Regions from separate parts of the Homo sapiens genome. Here all the other regions are linked to region 1. A link is a contact called in ENCODE Hi-C or POLR2A ChIA-PET data. All regions are on one chromosome and are shown on one strand. The core of a region is the stretch at or near the end of the contact, and the rest is flanking DNA. Distances in the headings are between cores, read along the strand shown.

Region 1 (3,454 bases), core at 424-2,923:
TTTGTCTTCATCTGAGACTGTCTGTATTTCACATTCATTGCTGAAAGACACTTTTGCTGGATATAAGGTTCAAGGTGCGTAGCTCTTTTCCTCCATGCTCTGGGCCTGCTGTGCCACTTTGAGGACTCCAGGGCTCCTCCTGAAGGTGAATCCACGCTCCTTTGGATTTTTGCTCCCTGTGCGTCACGTGCTGATTCCTCTGGCTGACTTTAAGATTTCTTCGTGTTTGGTTTTCAGCTGTTTTATTATGCTGTGTCTGGGTGAGGGACTTCTTTAAGTTTATCATCTTTGGGTGGCAGAATAAATTTCATAAGCAGCCTACTCATACTCTCTCAGATGAGTCATCACAATGTCTAATTGGCTAAAGGAAACTCTAGAGTCTTGAAGGAGTTACTATTTTCCCCCAAAATTAACTTAGAAGATCGAGAGTAATAAACCATTCTTACACATATATAGGTGCACTAGAAATAAAAAGAAAAAAAGAAATGTTTCTCTCTATTATTTTCGAGTAGGAAAAAAATGACAGCCTACATTTTAAGTCTGGGCCTTACATATTATTTCTGTGTACGGTGAAAGTGGAGGAAAAGGCCTTCTGTGTGATAATTACGGACAAGGTGCTTCTGGGGGGCTCACAGAACACAACAGTTAACAAGCGGGTGTCTTCACCAATCGTCATTACAGCTAATGTAGGCTGAGCAGTTCTTACACGGCAGGTGCTACACCCACCTCTTTACATGCACCCTCTCGTGTTATCCTTGGAACAACCTTGTGACCTTAAACATTATTAACCCCAATTTGCAGGTGAAATTGAGGCATAAGTAACTTTCCCAAGAACATACAACCAACAGATCCAAGAAGTCCATGTTCTTAAATCCCGACATGAACTCCTGTCACATCCTGAGAAGGCACTCATGCTGAGCAAGTTAAAGGAATCATCTCACCCTACCCACACATTAGCCAGGGGGGCCATTTCCTGTTTCATTTCCTATCAGTGTGTGTCTGTTCTTATTTGGAAAAGTAAAGGAGGCTTGGCTTAAACCAATCTATCCTTGAAGCCACATTTTAGAAGGGTAAATATTGCTTCTCATGTCACATGTTTGATCATGCTTCTAAACTAGCTGGGCAACCAGAGGCGCTGCCTCGGATCTGTGCTGCTCAAGGACACAGCTCTCCCTGTGGCTCTGGGTTCTGTCCCAATTCTCTCCCTCTGCTGCTCTTAAAAAGCCCTTATCCATTAGAGACACAGTAGTTACATAAAATTATATCTTTTGGGATGGCCAGAAAATACTCCAATCCAAAGAGAAAGAGAGATAGAGAGTGGGGACAGGCAGAAACTGATTAAACAAGTTGAGTCGTGAGTCAATAATTATTAGTCATAAGCCACTTAATTATTAATCAGGTGGTACTTGGTACATGGGAGTTCATTACACAGTCCTTTCTACATTTGTATGTACTCTTTAAACATCAAAATAAAAAGTTAAATTTTAAAACACAAATAGAAAACTAGTGTGTGTATAGATGTGTGTATCCATGTATATACCTGTGTGTATAAATCTGGTTTCTGCACTTACTGTTCTACTGAAATGAGTGGCTCTACGACGGCCCCGAATTTCCGAATCCTTGGGTCTGTTTTTAGACTTCTTCGCAACCAGTCGGCGGTGGACTCTGCTGATCTCTTCATTTATATGAACTGGCAACTCGCTGCCCTCTCACAGCTTTTGCGAGCTCCTTAATTTCTGCCGTGTTCTTGGTTTATTTGGAGTCAGGTTTCCTCTCCCCCATTTCTCACACGTTTTCCCTGAAGATGCTCTTCCGCTCACACGGCATCTACTGTTACCAAGTCTGAGGGAATTCCTGTTCTAAATCCCTTTTCAAAGCAGCAAATTGTGCTCTGAGGCAGCTCCTGTCCCTGGAGCAAAGGCTCTGGTCACTAAGGAGCGTTCTCGCGCACGTGAACAGCGCCCCCTGCCGTGGTGTGGAGATATTGCGTCATGGAGACCCTCCCTGCGCAGCTGCCGGCAGGACCCGAGTCTGTCCCCTACCTGGGAGACCTCTTGGCAACCAGGCAGTTTGCGGGGGTTGCTTCCTTGGCCCTTTCCACTCATCGGTGTTGAAGGGTTAGAGCAAACCAGCCGCCCTCAGCCACCAGCTCCCAGCAGATGAAGTCAGGGGTGTGAGAAGACGCTTCCTCATCCTTCTGTGACTCGAGGTATCTCTGCCCTTTGGGAAGCAAGAAGAACAGCAGCCGTTTCTGCCAGTGTCCTCATACAGCTATGGCTTCAGCAAGCCACGCGTGGTCATCTGTCAGGGTCTGGGAAGAGAAAGAAGCCACGGAAGCTACCAGAACAGATAATTCCCATGAGGGACTTGATGTAGGGAATCCGTAGGTAGAAGGTCCTTAACTGGGGGCCAGAGAGGAAGCTGCTGCCTCCCCAAGCTTGGAGGAAGAAAAGGAAGAGACGGACTTGTTCTCATTTTGACTCTTGAAGAAGGGACACATGGCCTGAAGAGGAGGCCCCAGCTGCTGTGAGGGTCTCGGAGGGAAAATTGCAAATGGGGTTTGGGAGCCACTGTGCAAAGTGAGTGAGCAGCCTTGCAGCTGTGGAGCATTGCAGGGATGCAGAGCCCGGCTGTGGCACTGAGAAGGCCGCAGGTGTCAGCGCCGGGCCCCTCCTCCTCCCGAGGGTGGGCAGGGCTGCGCTGCTGGAGGATGAACACCTGAGGGCTGGGCTGCTGCAGGATGCACTGCTCAGGTCACTCACTAGCGGGAGGGAGAATTTTAGGACTGACTAAAGTCTCCGGACACATCCTTGGCAAACACAGGGAAGATACGTGGTTAATGCTCCAGGCAGAATGCGCAAGCGTCCCAAATTCCTAGGCTGAAACCTCACCCACAAGGTGACAGTGTTAGGAGGTGGGGCCTTTGGGAGGTGATGAGGTTCGGAGGGTGGAGCCTCATGGTGGGATTAGTGCCCCTACAAAAGAGGCCCCAGGGAGCTGCCTTGTTCCTTCCGCCCCGTGGGGGCACAGCCAGAAGGCTCCATCTGTGAACCAGGAAGTCTGCCCAGACACCCAGACACTGGAGCAGGGATGTGGAAAATGCCAGGCATAGCCAGGTGATGGTGAGTGGCCCTCTGGGGGCCTGAGTCCAGGTGCCTAGGGGGTGGAGAAGGATCAGTCAAGGGAGCTGTGACCTAGGTGGGTGGCCAAGGCCTGTGATGCCACCAGGACTTAATGCTCTGGGCTGAGGATGCCATCGAAGGCACCTGAAACAATTTCTCTATTATAGAGAGAGGTGATCCTGGCCAAGGGACTAATTTAGAAGCAGCCAGTCTAATCTGACTAATGGCCAAGTAAGTGTCCTAAGCACTTGAAAAGCAGGCAAAACAGCAGCAGCAGAGGAAGATGGAGAAAAGTTCAGCCTGGACAGATTTGCCAAGAAGTTTGCAATCAG
Region 2 (3,454 bases), core at 342-2,841, 440 kb before region 1:
AAACCCATGCTGAGACATCCACCTTTTCCCCCGTGGATCTTAGGGTGTGGGGCCACTCCAGGGCTTACTGCTGCGGTGGCAAACCCTGGAAGACAGTGGGATCTCACTGAGACAGGCCCTCTGCGCCCCCACCTTGGCTCCGGAAGATGCCTTTGTACTTGTGCTTGCCTCCCACTTGCACGAGGTTCTGAGCCCTTCTCTCCATCAAACCAAAGTGGTAGCATGCAGCTGGGCTGTTGGCAGCAGTGCTCAGTGATGGGAGAGCTTAGGGAACATTCGCTGAAAGAGAGAGATGAATGAAGATTCTTGAACGTGGAAGGCTGTGATTTTGTCAGACAAGAACACCATGTGGGAAATTAGGGCCCAGAAGACTTGTTCCCAGTTGGACCAGGCTTATTCGACAGTCACCCAGGACCTGGTCGCCTCTTCTTGTGGGTTGAGAAGATCTTGCCTCTCAAAGGGAGTAAAACTGAAGCACCCTCCTCACTGGAATACCAGGTGAGAAAGGCCAGTGAGACAGATGCCAGGGCCCTGGCAAGGCGGGTGCGAGGCCCCCCCCCCAGTTCAGGAGGAGCCAAAGGAAGCGCGTTGGGCTGGGGCCTGGTGTCCGTCGCCCATCGGGGGCTTGCACAGCGCTGCGGCTCGGCGGCGGGAACCTCGGTGCCGTTCACTCCTTGCGGTGGGGGAACGGAGCCCTCGTTCCACAGGCCCTCGGCCTTCCCCACTGGTGAACTCGAGCTGAGCTGTGGGGGCAGAGGGGGCAGCAGCCCCTCCGTGGAAGCTCAGCATCCACAGGGCACCTGCAGCAAGGGAGGCAGAGCTGGGCAATATCCACGCAGCGTGAAGGCATTTAGCAATCAGTCGGAAACTAAACTCAATACGATGCCTCAGAAGACTGGTGATTCGCCCCGATTAGACGGACCAGTCCTTACAAATTGCCTTTTCATGTTGTGCTGTAAATAACCAACGTATGTAATAACATTATCATACCCCAGATAGAAGATTCCAGGGGGAGAGACTCAAAGCTGCAGGTTGACAGTTGCCCAGAGCCCGAGGGGAGGTGACCAGTTTTGCTCCCAGCTGTCACTGGGCTGGTCCCTCCCTGCGCACGGAAGACGAGAGGAGGCGAAGCTGCGGGAGCACCTCCTGAGAAGGCGCCACATGGCTCCCGTGGCTTCTCCGGCCCCAGCTCACCTCTAACCCAACCCTGTGCGGCCAGGGCAGGGGCGTCCTCTCCCCCCGCAGCCCCGAGGGTCCCTGTCGCTGGCCGGGCACCAGAGAGGCTTTGTGATCGTCCCCAGCCAGCGTTCCCTCCCTGGGCCATGAACTCTCTGAAGAAAAGGGTGGTCTGCTTCCCTCTGTCCCTCTGAGGCGGTTCCTGAGGCAGTAGGTCCCAGTGATCATGGAAGGTGGAAGGAGAAGCGTGGGAAATGAGGATGTGGGGTTAGCAGGAAGCGACGGCGCCCATGCCACTGCCCGAGGGCCTCGCAGCTGCTTGTGAGGGGCTGTGTCCACCAGCAGCGAGGGTGTGCTGGGCCCAAGGTCACCAGCTCCAAACAGTTGCAGGTGCGTCTCAGCCAGGTTCTTCCCTCCAGCATCAAGGCACCTGGGGTCCTGGCTCCTAGGTCTTGTGGAATTTGCCTACAGCACGAACAGCCTTCTGGAGACCTCCACACAAAGAACCCGACAGCCCCCCTGTCCTCCAGCTGGCTACGTTCTACGCATCAGGAAACCAAGGCACACAGACATCACCTTGGGCCACACGGCTGGTGCAGGGGGAGGTGGCCGTGAGACCACGCGCTTCAGATTCCACAGAGCCGCCGCGGCCGATGGAGCTTCCTCGCGGTGACCCCCGGGCCCTACTTCCCCTGGGGCTGGAGCCCACACAGCCGTCTCCTCTCTACGCTGCGTAGGCAAACCTGTCTTCTCCACAGGAAACCCAGCTGCCTCTAGAAATTAACCACATTCTAGAAAGTGGGTTTGACTCCTGCATACACTTTTACTTTCTCATTTGGGTCTCCGGAGGAAATGAAAATCCACGATTAGCACAGGAGACGCACGTGACCCGTGTGGCTTGCACCATTTGTCGTTTTCCCACACATCAGCGCCAACCGGGCATGCGTGGTCCTCACCCACAGGGACTTGCTCGCTCTGGGTTACTTCTGGACAAAAAAGTCTCTGCAGCCGCCCTTTCAGTGTCTGCACGCCTCATCCTCCCTCCTCCCCAGCCCGTAGCCCGGGCCCAGGGCCTGCGGCCGCTTCGTGCTCCCAAGCTGTGTCTCACGGGGGCACCCACCCTACCGTGCCAAGCAACCTGCTGATGGGCAGAGGGAAGGAGCCCCTTCTTGGCCTCCAGAGCCCAACAAGAACCAGCTCCTGGTAACAGTGGGGTGAAGCCAGTGACGTGGGTTGATAGGAAGCCATTCCATTTAGGAGATCATTTGAACATGATGTGGATCAATGGTGTGGAATACAGAAGAAAGGCCCCCGGGCACGGCCTCCCCAACCTCCCGACCCCAGAGCCAACAGCACGTTGTGGATTAAGCCCCAGGCCCTGAGATGTGGATTAGCCTGGATTCCCCAGGGGAGCCCAGTGGAAGAACAGGGTCTGTACAGGGGACAGAGGGAGGAATTCGGCAGCGGCAGGGGTGGGTCAGCGAGGCTGGAGATGCAGTGTGGCTCAGAGACAGGGAAGGGGCCAGGAGCCCAGGAATGTGTGGCCTCTGGAAACGGGAAGAGACATGAAGAGGTTCTCTCGGAGTCTCCGGAAGGAGCCAGGCTGGCCAAGCCTTGGTTTTTTACCCCAGTGGGACCCTTGTCAGGCTCCTGACCTGCAGAACCGTGAGGGGATGAATGTGTGTCTTGTAAGCCTCTCAGCTTGTGATGGCAGCGAGAGCTCCCCAGGAGGGGCTGCGAGCCGATGAAGAGGGAGGGTGCATGGTGGCCTCCGCCTGCCCCCTGGCCATCTGCAGTGGTGCCCCCGTGTGCTCATTAGAGCTTGATGCCCTTGTGCCTTGAAGACTTAGTCCAGACATTCTATGAAAGTGAAGAAGGTGGCCGGGCGTGGTGGCTCACGCCTGTAATCCCAGCACTTTGGGAGGCCGAGGTGGGTAGATCACTTGAGGTCAGGAGTTTGAGACCAGCCTGGTCAACATGGTGAAACACTGTTTCTACTAAAAATACAAAAATTAGCTGGGTGTGGTGGTGTGTGCCTGTAGTCCCAGCTACTCGGGAGACTGAGGCAGGAGAATTGCTTGAACCCGGGAGGCAGAGGTTGCAGTGAGCTGAGATCATGCCACTGTACTCCAGCCTGGGTGACAGAGTGAGACTCCATTTCAAAAATAATAATAATAATAAAATAAAATAAAAATAGCCAGGCATGGTGGTGTGCACCTGTAATCCCAGCTACTCGGGAGGCTGAGGCAGGAGAATTGCTTGAACCTGGGAGGCAGAG
Region 3 (3,454 bases), core at 552-3,051, 390 kb before region 1:
TCTTGCTCTGTTGCCCAGGCTGGACTACAGTGGCTCGATCTCAGCTCACTTGGTCTCCCGGGTACAGGCGATTCTCCTGCCTCAGCCTCCCAAGTAGCTGGAACTACAGGTGCGCACCACCACACCTGGCTAATTTTGTATTTTTAGTACAGACGGGGTTTTGCCATGTGGGCCAGGCTGATCTCAAACTCCCGACCTCAGGTGATCTGCCCACCTTGGCCTCTCAAAGTGCTGGGAATACAGGCATGAGCCACCGTGCCCAACCTTAAATTTCTAAAGAAAGCTTTGTGTTGTCAAAATCTGTTTGCTATAAGACAAATGGAAGGGGGCGTGATTTTAGGAGGTCGGCACAGGACCCCACCAACCACCCTGGTCTGCCTGGCACAGAGGCCTCGCTCCAGGACACAGGACTTCCGGGGCTACACCAAGGGGAAGTCCTGGGCATATCCAGAGCAGGGGGCCCCAGGTCAGGCCCACACACAGGCAGGAGAGAGCAGTGGGCACAGGCCCTGCAGATTCCGCAGTCGAGGACACCAGTCCCTACACTGCTGACCACGTGGGGAAAGTACTCCTTATAAGGCAAAAGAAAAAAAGCCTTGGGTGTTGTTGAAAAACACAAACCACCGTTCACAGTGTGAGGTGGAAACCAGCGGAACATGGAGCACCTGTCTTCCTGGTGGGCGTCTTGGGGGATAAAGTGTCTTGGTGCCCCTCGTGGGACTCAGTGAACCTTCTCTTAGGAATTACCAAACACGGCTGAAATCTACTTGTATTTTTATCCGAACTGACTAACAGCGGCCAAATATGTTTAATGTAGTGACGAGAGCAGTGAGAACTGCAGGTGGCATCTTGGAAGGGCTCCTCTTCCAGCCTCCTTTGCTTGGCATGTCAACAAAGAACACGCGGTCGCCTGCATCTGCAAACAGCACATTCTTGCCAGGTCATGATAATATTGCAAAAGTTGTTGGGGTGCCAAGACGGGGAGGGCATGACGGTTAGATTCCATCAGGCAAGTGTGAGCTCGCTGGAGATTTAGAAAGAAGGCTTATGAAAGATATTCAAATCTGATTGTTCAGATCACGATTCCTCCTGCAGTACCGGGCATTCACTGATGTGAGCGGGCCTCTCACTTGACAATACTCGGAAGGCAGGGGTGAAGGCTACAAGCGGACGAGGCCAGCATCTAGCATCCAGCGTCCAGTGAACTTACTGGGGCAGGGCTGTGGGGATGGTGAGACTGGAGGTGGAGCTGCACAGACAGCAGGGCTGACCTCAGAGCACGTGATGCGTCGTGCTTTTCCCGTGTGAGGTGACAGCGCTGGCCCTGAGGACGGTCGCTTTCAGCTCTAAGCATTAAGAATCCGGCATTTCTAATGCTAACAGCACTAACCGGTTCACATGGATATTATGCTGCGCTGTGGAGGTGGTGGCCATGAGCTGGGTTTTCCGGCAAACAATGGCTGGTTGGGAGAAACATGATCTAGGTGTCCCTAAGGGAGCCGTTCTCTATCTGGAAGAACGTGATAAAAGACTAAATTTAAGAAGTAAACTATGTTTACGAAGTCCATTCAGTTCAGGAGTCCAAAAAACTGCATGTAAGACCTGTTTGACCTCAGCAATGTCCTTAGCGGGTTGGGTGAAGGCAGAGGAAGCCCGCTAGGCTGTGGTTGTGCAACACAGTGGCACATGTGTGTCAGCCCTGCCCGTCCCACAGCACAGTGGGGCCAGGCACCTCTTCTCCTCCTCCAGGCTCTGGTACCTTGGCAAGAGTGCTGGGCTGGGCTGGGCAGCTCCAAACCAGGTAAATGCTGGTGTGTGCCTGGAAGTGGGAGTGACTCGTGCTTCCCGGAATGGCTCGAGGTAAAGTCTTCTTTTCGGCTGCTGGTTTCTTGTGAACGTATTGATCTTGGAGGCTGTCCCTTTGCGTGGCTGATTCCGAACGTGTTGATTTTGGAGGCTGTCCCTTTGTGTGGCTGATGGCTTCCTGTCTTCTTGTGCCCTTCCCAGCAGGTAGCATTCCTGTGGGGTGCAGTGCTCCCCAAGCCCACTTGGCAGTGCAGAGTCAGCTCTGGTGCACCTGGAGAGGAGAGTGCCAGGCACAGGGAGAACCAACCCCAGGGATGGCCGTGTCCTGCCTGAGCACCTGGGAGCTGGCCTGCCTAGTATGCGATGCATTCATTTTCCCTTATTTGATGTTCAGAATAGGGTGTCACCTGGCCTCCTGGGTTTACAATTAATAGTCTGTAGCCCAGGGACTTCCCTCTCCTGAGTCACAGCCTGCCATGCGTCTGCCCGGTGAGCAGATGGGACTTGTGCTGAGCCCTGCGGGCTCACGGGCTCAGGCTGTGACAGGCAGATGAGAAAGTGAATTCCAGAGTTATGCACATGCTGCCTCGCACACTGCAGGAATTCGGGGCTGCAGGCAGGGACCAGGAATGCAGGGCAGAGGGAAGCGGGGACAGTGTGGAAGGAGAGGCAGGCATGGACGTGTGTCGGCCCTGTCCCCAGCGGGGCCCAGGAGGCAGGGGTGGTCAGTGGGGCCACAGAGTCTCCAGGGACCTGAGCTGACAGGTAGCGACCTGCCTGCCTGTGTGCGGCAGCAGTGGGGCTGTCTTCTTTAGAGTATGGGCCAGGGGCCAGCCCAGACATTACTGTCAGCACAGACGCTCTTTTAAGGGGAAGGGGCAACTCTAGAGGAGAGGCCCAGACCACAGGCTGCGGCTGATAAGGAAGGCTGCTGGCCTCCCTGCTGGCTGCCTGGTGCTGTCGTTGCCGGCCCAGGAAGTGTCCTGGAAGCGACACACAGGCCTGGCCCCTAGAGCTGCTGCTGCAGGGCCTGCCCTCCATAAGAAAGATTAAAAATGACATTTTACAACCGCATCGGAAAAACATGAATACATTTGTATACAATCAAACATTTTCTTCTACCTCCCAGTTTGTTTTCTTCCTTCTTATTTTAAAAGGGATGAAAACATTTCTGTGGGGCCCTGACAGTCCTGTGGACTCAGGCCCTGCCCTGGGCACCTGGTGGAGAGGCCGTTTCATCCCATCCCATCCTGGGCATGTTGGGAGCAGTGACAGAGCTCTGCACCTGCTCTACACCTTGTCTGTGATCCTGCAGAGACTGTTGGCTTCCTGCGTGGCTCAGGGACTCTGTCTGTGGAAGGGGGCTCACCCTGAGCTCCCTCTGGGCCTTGCCTTGTGGGGCTGACATTGGAATTACTCACGCTCACGGCTGCGGAGTCCTGTGCCGCGTGGAGGGCTGAGAGCAGCTGAGCCCTCACCTGGGCAGCCGGGTGTGCAGGGTCTCGTGGTGGGAACAGTGTGCGGATCTGGGGGCCCCCGGCTGGAGGTGCTCCTCAGAGTCACTGTCAGGTGAGATGCTGGGAAGGAGGCAGATGAGGCCAAGAACTCGAGACGGATGGAGGTCAGGGCTCTGGGGCATCCTCCTGCC
Region 4 (3,454 bases), core at 391-2,890, 350 kb before region 1:
CAAATGTATTCCTGTCAAAGTGCAGAGGAAGTGCCTACAGCTGCACCATCCCTCCATGGGCTGGCGTTCTAACTTCTCCACGCTTTCCTCCAAGAGCCAGAGCGAACATGTGTGTTCAGTTAATCTTTCATGTCTTTCAACTTTAACACCATCTAGATTTCTGACATTCTGGAAAAATCTCTCTGCTTGTTTTTAAAGCTCATTTACTCACAGTGCTGTTATATTCATTCTAAAATTCAAAGCATAATTTGAATTTTTAAGTTTCAACAAATGTATCCTTAATTTCCTGTATTTCTAATTGGTTCTTACTCATAACTTTCCATTCCTGAGTCGCAGATACTGCATGTTCCTTTTGGCTCTCTGAGGCTATTGCTTACACTTTAAATGTTCTGTTTCGGTGGTGCTATTAGCTCAGTTTTCTCAAGTGCAAATTCTTTGGTAATCTTGTCTTCATGGCGTTGATGCTTCAGACGTCTGACTATATTTGACTGTGGGGTCGTCTTTGAGGTAGTTATTCCCCCGTACACAGCCTGCCAGAAAAGTCACCTTTTGGGGCTTGAGTTCTGGGTTATCCCAGGGAGAGTGGGAGATGAGTGGCCTCTGACCTCTGAACCTTGCTCTCTGGGCTGGCTCAGGCCTCCCCAGCACATCTCTGGCGCGGCCTCCTCTCCCTGGCCCAATTGCTGCTCTGCCTGGTCCTGACCCCTCTGCCAGCTTCCCAGCCTGGGTAAGGGGATCGGTAGCAGTTGGAAAGCCAGCCCCTTCTACTGGGACCTGGGGAACTCCCGTGTGCTCTCCAGGATGCACCTGCCTGCCTTCCTCCCTGGCGTGGAACTCCTGGAGTGGCTGTGTGCTCCCATGAGCCAGTCCAGGAGTGGGCGAATATTGGAACGGCAGCTGCATCTTTAATGGAACCTGTCCGGGTTTCCTGAGAGCTGCTGATTCTCAGAGAATTCCTGTTCTTTGTTTTTCCAGATGCCTCTCCATATGTTTACTATTTTTTCCTATCATTTCACAGTTTGATGTGCATATGGGGAAAGACTTCAGCATATGCTCAGCTTGCAATCTTAAGAGTGAATGCATTTCTATTCTTTCAAAATGTGATTAATAAGTTATATTCTATAAAGTGGAGCATGCCTTTTTAAATGGCTTTACTATTGTACAAATTCTGTTTATTTTGGAGGTATTGGTTCTTACAGCCATCAATAAAGACACCAATTATGTACTAACATATATAAGTCCCCGGAAGGAGACAAATTTATATTATGTTAGCAAATTGACTGTAAAATCCTCTTTTTCTGGAAAGATGATCTTCTTTTGGGAGGAAAACACAGATCTCCTAGAGAGAGTTTCCTCATAGCTGATATGTCTGAGGACGCCTGCCTAGATTTGCATTTCCTGACATTTTCCTGTAGTTGTGTGTCATGCATTTTAATCTAGTGACTCTAGCAGTTTGGTTGCTTAATGGATTTAGTAATAGGAGTTTTTTAAATAACACACAATCAGATGAAACACAATGCCAACATATCAACTGGTGCCAAGCACAAATATTTGTTTAGTGAACGAGCAAGACACATGTGGGAAGCGTGCGCTGCCTGATCCCAGGGTGCTGTTCAGACGCCGCCTCTCGCTCGGCCTCTAATCTAGGCTGTTCAGACGCCACCTCTCGCTCGGCTGCTAATCTAGGTTGGAAGATTGGTGTTCAAGGGAAGAAAGCCTCTGGTGCCTTTGTTCACTCGTTAAACAGACGGGCATCACGTGTCAGTTCCATGCCTGGCACCGTGCTGCGTGCTGGGGTCACCTTTGCCCCACCCCGCAAGCTTGGTTCCAAGGAGAGCAGCTGATGCAGGGTGGGGTTGGGTGCTGGATGGGGCTGGGGAGGACAGCTGGGTGGCCCTGTCCTGGGTCATGTGCTGGATGGGGCTGCAAGACTCTCCAGAACCCATTCAGGGCCTGGCCGGCTTCCGGGCTGCTTGGAGGAGGCGCTCATATTACAAACCTACAAGGATGGGGCGCGGGGGTGCCTGCCTCAGGCAGTGTGGACCCCACGCGAGTGTACCGGCCTAAGCAAACCTGCATGGGCCCAGCCAGGGAAGCCCCACGCCATCAGCTACTGAACACCAGCTCCAGCTCGCTGGGTTCCTGAGGGCACAGGATCCTAGCCGTGCCAGTCACCTTTACCAGGAAATGTGTCATTTTGCCTGTGGCAGCCCAAATGGGTCCTAGACGAAGGCACCCTGTCTTCTCGTTTGCAGACCTCTGCTGTGCACAGTCATCTGAATCTCCCTCCCCACACATGCACAGCAGGAAAACAAGAGGCTACATGATTTTAGACCTGGAAAGGACCCCACTCTGCAATCCTGCTACACTTGGGAGAGAAGAAACGAGACAGAAAACAGGCCCAGAGAGGCCTGGGCTGCCCTGCCCGTGGCCAACATGGCCCTGGCAGAGCCCGGCACCCTCCTGCCTACCCAGAATTCTTTCTCCTGCATCCAGTGAAGGGGCAGAGCCCCAGGAGCCTGTGCCTGCTGAGTAACGGTGGGAAGATTGTATTCATACACCTGCAAAGGCGACGCCCGCCAGCCTCAGGACGCGCCAGAGAGAAGTCCAGCCGTGTGTGTGACACAGAGGGCTGTGTGGCTCAGGCCTGGATGCCCCGGTCGCCTCTGGTCAGGCACTCACTCTTCTTTGAGCACAGACAGACCTGGGATGCGGTGTTGAACAAGTCGACAGTCAACGAAAGCCACGGCTTTGCGAAGTACATTCCAACTTATTAGGTGCTAGTAAGAAACAAACAGCAGCTTCTGGGCGGGGGCCCACTTCCTGGGTGCTGGGGTCACTTGGCCCCACCCGGCCAGCTCAGGGTCAGGGGTCCCGTGTGAGGTGGCAATGCGTCCAGTGAGAGAACTCGAAGAAAGGAGCTGGCCCCACAGCGCCAGGGAGGAGCAGATGGCAGCAGCCGCCGTGCAAAGGCCCCAGGCCAGAGCTCCAGCTGAGGCCTGAGCCCCGAGCCCCAGAGGCTGCCTCAGTGCATCCATGAGCCAAGGGCATGGGTAGTGGGCCTGGGGGCGCGGGTGGGTCTCAGCACCTTGGGGGCAGCTGCAGCTCTGGATTTTGTTCTAGAAGTAGCGACAAACAGCAGCGCAGATCTCACAAGGAGAGTGGCGTGATCTGTGGTGCGCCTGAAAGGTCGCTCTCGTTTTCTGTCCCTAGGACTCCCTGGGGCTGCCTCCCCCTCCAGCGTCTCTCTGGGGAGGCACAGCAGCCATAAGGTCCAGGGGTGTGGGTGCTGCAGGAAACCTTCAAGAGGACCATGTCCGTGGCCTAGAGAGGGTGGTGGCTGTGGGACTCAGAGCTGAAACCGGCCGCCTGGGCTCTGTCCAAGAGGCAGGCAGCGAGGAGGGCCCCGTTCCCCCTGGATGCCTCCCGACCGGCTGCCCCTCCCCCCGCCGAC
Region 5 (3,454 bases), core at 598-3,097, 310 kb before region 1:
CACCGCCGTTCTCCAGGTGCTCACGGGCACTGCCATTCTCCATGTACTAAAGGGCACTGCCGTTCTCCATGTACTAAAGGGCACTGCAGTTCGCTGCATGCTCAAGGGCACCGCCGTTCTCCATATACTAAAGGGCACCGCTGTTCTCCAGGTGCTCACGGGCACTGCTGTTCTCCATGTACTAAAGGGCACTGCCGTTCTCCACGTGCTCAAGGGCACCGCTGTTCTCCAGGTGCTCACGGGCACTGCCGTTCTCCAGGTGCTCAAGGGCACCGCCGTTCTCCATGTACTAAAGGGCACTGCAGTTCTCCACGTGCTCAAGGGCACCGCCGTTCTCCAGGTGCTCACGGGCACTGCCGTTCTCCATGTACTAAAGGGCACCGCCGTTCTCCATGTACTAAAGGGCACTGCAGTTCGCTGCATGCTCAAGGGCACTGCTGCTCTCCACTCGTTCAAGGTCACCGCAGCTCTCCACGGCTTAACGGCACCACCGGTCTCCACGTGCAGCCAGGGCACCACCACTCTCCACCCGCTCAAGGTCACCGCTGCTCTCCACACTCAAGGTCACTGTCGCTCTCTGTGGCTCAAGGGGATTGGGGGCTGCAGTCACTGTTCTGTCTCTACTGATGGCCAGGCAGACACATGGAAAAGTGAAGCAGCTTTTTATGGATGGACAGGACCCCGAGGGCACGCAGCACCTGCAACCCCGTGGGCCTGCACCTGGTGGCCCTCTGAATGCTTGTGCTGCTGTTTGTGGGGCCACGGCAGGCACTCAGGACAGCCACCGTTGGTCCTTCTTCTCTCTCCGGGGCAAGGCCAAGGCCCCCCCGATCCTGGGGCCCTGGAGCACCTGGAGCACCGTGCAGTGTGAGCTTTGTCTCTGAGAAGGGGCCGGCATAACTCTTGCAGGATCAGCTTAGCCCCTGCCGGGGAATCCCAGGAGGAGCCTGTGAAGGGGCTTCCCACCTGTTCCTCCTTCCCGCCTGTTCCTCCCAGTCCTGGCTCCCCACTGTGAAGCGAGAGCCTCTGAGGCTGCGGGGCTCCGGGCTCCCCCTCCCCACCCCCAATTTCAGTGAATGGATTTCCTAGGTCATAAGATCTCCCTTAAGTCCCAACCCTGGCAGGGAACTGAGGGCCAGGGCCGGGCCGGGCGAGGCCTGGTAAGACGGCGCCGGGCAGCTCTTAAGGCTCACAAGTTCTCTTTCCTCATCCTACACGTTTCTTCACGCCCCGCCTTTTCTGAGTTAGTTTGAATTTCAAAACAAAATAAAACTAATAAAAACAAAAACACCACCCCCTCAACCCGACCCCCCAAAAAGGTGCTCCTTGGAGCAGGCGTCTGCCCTGGGCCCCGGCCTCTGCAGCGCCTGGTCTGGTCCCTGGGGCTCTGACCTCATTCCAAAAAGAGTCCGGGTCTGAGATCCTGTTTATGGCGCCTCGGGGCCTTTCATCTGCAGGAAACACTCTGCTGGCTCCTTCCAAAATAGCTACTGCAGGGACGCGCTGTATTTTTAGGACACAGGAAGGGCTCGGGACGGGCCTGTGCGTTTTTTATGGCCTGCGAGTTTCCTATTGCTTCTCAGAAACGGGCCTGAAGCTGAGGGGCAGAGGGAGCGAACACGCTCGCCTGGAGTAAAAGGCTGCGAGAGGGCAGCTCGGCAGATGGGCCTGGCCTTGTCTCGCCGGCGTCGCTCTCACCAGGCTGGGATTAATGATCCCCGAGTCATCCTGTTATTTCCCTCCCACAGTCCTGGGCGTTTGCCATCCGATTCAGCAAAACTGCAAAACAGCCCGAGACACTTCGGGAGAATCCGACATGAAGGAGCGTGTTCTAAAGGACTCAAATGAGAGCCACAGCTCAACGCTCCTCCCGCCCAGGACTTGCGAAACTCAGCATCGTTCCGCGTGGGAGGACTTGGGGCTGGAAGGGCCGTGCAGGGCGGCGGTGGCCGCAGGGCCGGAGCGCCCCGAGAACCACGCGCCAGGATCCCCAGGTCCTTCGGGCCTCGGCGCGCGGAGGTCGGGGGACGTGGCTGGAGCCCCGACGCCTGGACCACGGGAAGGACTTGCGCTTTCTCAGCGTCCTGAGCCACCGGAATCCCGGCCTCGGCAAGGGCTGTGATCTCTCCGGCTCCGGTGCGCTCGGGCTCGGCCGCGGGTGCGGGTCGCCAGGTCCCGCACTGTTATCTCACCGTTTCTTCCATCGCGGGCGAGTCGTCGTCAGCGTCCCTGTGCGCAATGGCCCGGGCTGGCGACCCGGTGCTGCTGGCACGGAGGCCCCCGGGGTCTCGTGGCGTCCGTTTCTGACCCCGTAGGTGGCGAGGCCGTGGATCCGGTGTCTCGCGGGTGCCGCCCCTGCAATGCTGGCGCCGCTGGTCCGGGGGCCACGCGTTGAGTAGCAGGTGGAGGACGGTGCTGATCAAGTCAAGTGGGAGAAAAGTCCGCGGGGAGGGCGCGGTCTGAGGAGCCGGTGGCAGGAGACGAAGCGCCGACCAGCCCAAGGTGTCCAGGGTGTCGGTGCCGGCTTTGTGCCCAGCCCTGCGCGGCACTGGAGGGGGAGCCGTGAGCACTCAGGCGAGGTCCCCGCTCTTGGGAAGGTGCCCACCAGCTCCTCCCGCGCACACGAAGTAGGGGCCCAAGGCCTGCCGCAGGCGGGCCCCGCACACGCAGCAGCAGGAGACTCACGAGAGAAGGAAGAGCCCGGGGTGGCGGGGCTCCCGGAGAAGGCTCTGTGGAGGGGACGGGCTCTGAATTGGGCCTTTAGAGAAGCAAAGGGTGGACGGACGGGGTAGGGGCCGGCCATCTGGGTGGCCTCCCAGAGAGAAGCCAGCGTGCCGGGGGCTCCACACGCCCCGAGGGCAAAGCGAGCAGGGCGCTGGCCAGGCCCGGGCGGAGGCTCCACTCAGACGTCCCCAGGCCCGGGCGAGCGGGGGCTGTGTGAGCCTCTTCCCCTCCCAGTGCACCTGTGAGGCTGGCGGCCGCCTTTGCCTTTCCAGCCCGCAGCTGGTGTTGCTGCCCCTCCCTCGGGGCTGTTATCCGCTGTCTTCTGTCCTCCCGCAGAGTCACCATTATCATCAACTCAGAGCTGTCCGGGGACACCGTGGGCCTGGTTCCCACATAGCCTGCCCATGTAGCCTGCGTGGTGATGGCCTCCGTGGGGGCGCACACTGGGCTCCCTCCAGCCCAGCAGCTCCCTGCACTTCCAGGGACAGGCGCCCTTGGCGGTGTCTGGGCTTCGGCGAGCTCTGGCCTCTGCGAGTGGGAGCGGGAGGGGCCGTGATGGGAGGAGGCAGGCAGGGATCTGAGGGCACAGATGTGTGCGGTGGAGGCTCGGGTCAGAAAGGCCGGCTCCGGCAGGAAGGGGAGGAGCTGGCAGAGAGTGGGGCTCCTCTCACCCTCCTCCAAAGACCAAGAAGGAAGACGCAGCTTGCACTGCAATCTTCACCTTGTCTTG

Evidence for each region. Hi-C counts contacts between places; a loop is a spot of excess contacts on that map. ChIA-PET counts read pairs that join two places held with the same protein, here RNA polymerase II (POLR2A). Pooled maps may share reads with other maps.
Region 2: a loop to region 1 is called in a map of HCT116, with 2.9 times the contacts of the local background. The contact joins the promoter of LINC01624 here to the enhancer-like site in region 1. A Hi-C loop is called at or near these places in 4 of 168 maps with a recorded cell type or tissue (HCT116, lower leg skin, sigmoid colon and 1 more), 1 of 37 single-sample maps with no recorded cell type and 4 of 50 pooled maps.
Region 3: a loop to region 1 is called in a map of mammary epithelial cell, with 4 times the contacts of the local background. The contact joins two enhancer-like sites. A Hi-C loop is called at or near these places in 2 of 168 maps with a recorded cell type or tissue (endothelial cell of umbilical vein and mammary epithelial cell) and 4 of 50 pooled maps. POLR2A ChIA-PET finds 5 or more read pairs at or near these places in 1 of 52 experiments (OCI-LY7).
Region 4: a map of heart right ventricle shows a loop between it and region 1 (2.8-fold over the local background). The contact joins two enhancer-like sites. A Hi-C loop is called at or near these places in 1 of 168 maps with a recorded cell type or tissue (heart right ventricle) and 5 of 50 pooled maps.
Region 5: a pooled map of heart left ventricle shows a loop between it and region 1 (1.9-fold over the local background). The contact joins two enhancer-like sites. A Hi-C loop is called at or near these places in 1 of 168 maps with a recorded cell type or tissue (mammary epithelial cell) and 5 of 50 pooled maps.

What each region holds. Positions count from the first base shown.
Region 1 is chr6:169,830,335-169,833,788 of GRCh38, reverse strand. No RefSeq gene overlaps it. Among named protein-coding and RNA genes, the nearest start is that of LINC00242, 33 kb to the right of the region's middle. Within about 2 kb of position 1,673, at least 3 of the 41 ENCODE cell types and tissues checked have a DNase peak (open chromatin) inside an H3K27ac peak, as active enhancers do.
Region 2 is chr6:170,270,611-170,274,064 of GRCh38, reverse strand. It overlaps LINC01624 (long intergenic non-protein coding RNA 1624), which reads right to left and starts at 1,591. Exons shown (of 2, transcript NR_104177.1): 1 at 1-1,591. All of the region lies in intron 2 of LOC285804 (a long non-coding RNA gene), which reads left to right.
Region 3 is chr6:170,223,783-170,227,236 of GRCh38, reverse strand. No RefSeq gene overlaps it. Among named protein-coding and RNA genes, the nearest start is that of LINC01624, 47 kb to the left of the region's middle. RefSeq lists a silencer at 730-948 and an enhancer at 800-1,780. Within about 2 kb of position 1,801, at least 9 of the 41 ENCODE cell types and tissues checked have a DNase peak (open chromatin) inside an H3K27ac peak, as active enhancers do.
Region 4 is chr6:170,177,362-170,180,815 of GRCh38, reverse strand. No RefSeq gene overlaps it. Among named protein-coding and RNA genes, the nearest start is that of LINC01624, 93 kb to the left of the region's middle. Within about 2 kb of position 1,640, at least 12 of the 41 ENCODE cell types and tissues checked have a DNase peak (open chromatin) inside an H3K27ac peak, as active enhancers do.
Region 5 is chr6:170,135,749-170,139,202 of GRCh38, reverse strand. No RefSeq gene overlaps it. Among named protein-coding and RNA genes, the nearest start is that of LINC01624, 130 kb to the left of the region's middle. Within about 2 kb of position 1,847, at least 16 of the 41 ENCODE cell types and tissues checked have a DNase peak (open chromatin) inside an H3K27ac peak, as active enhancers do.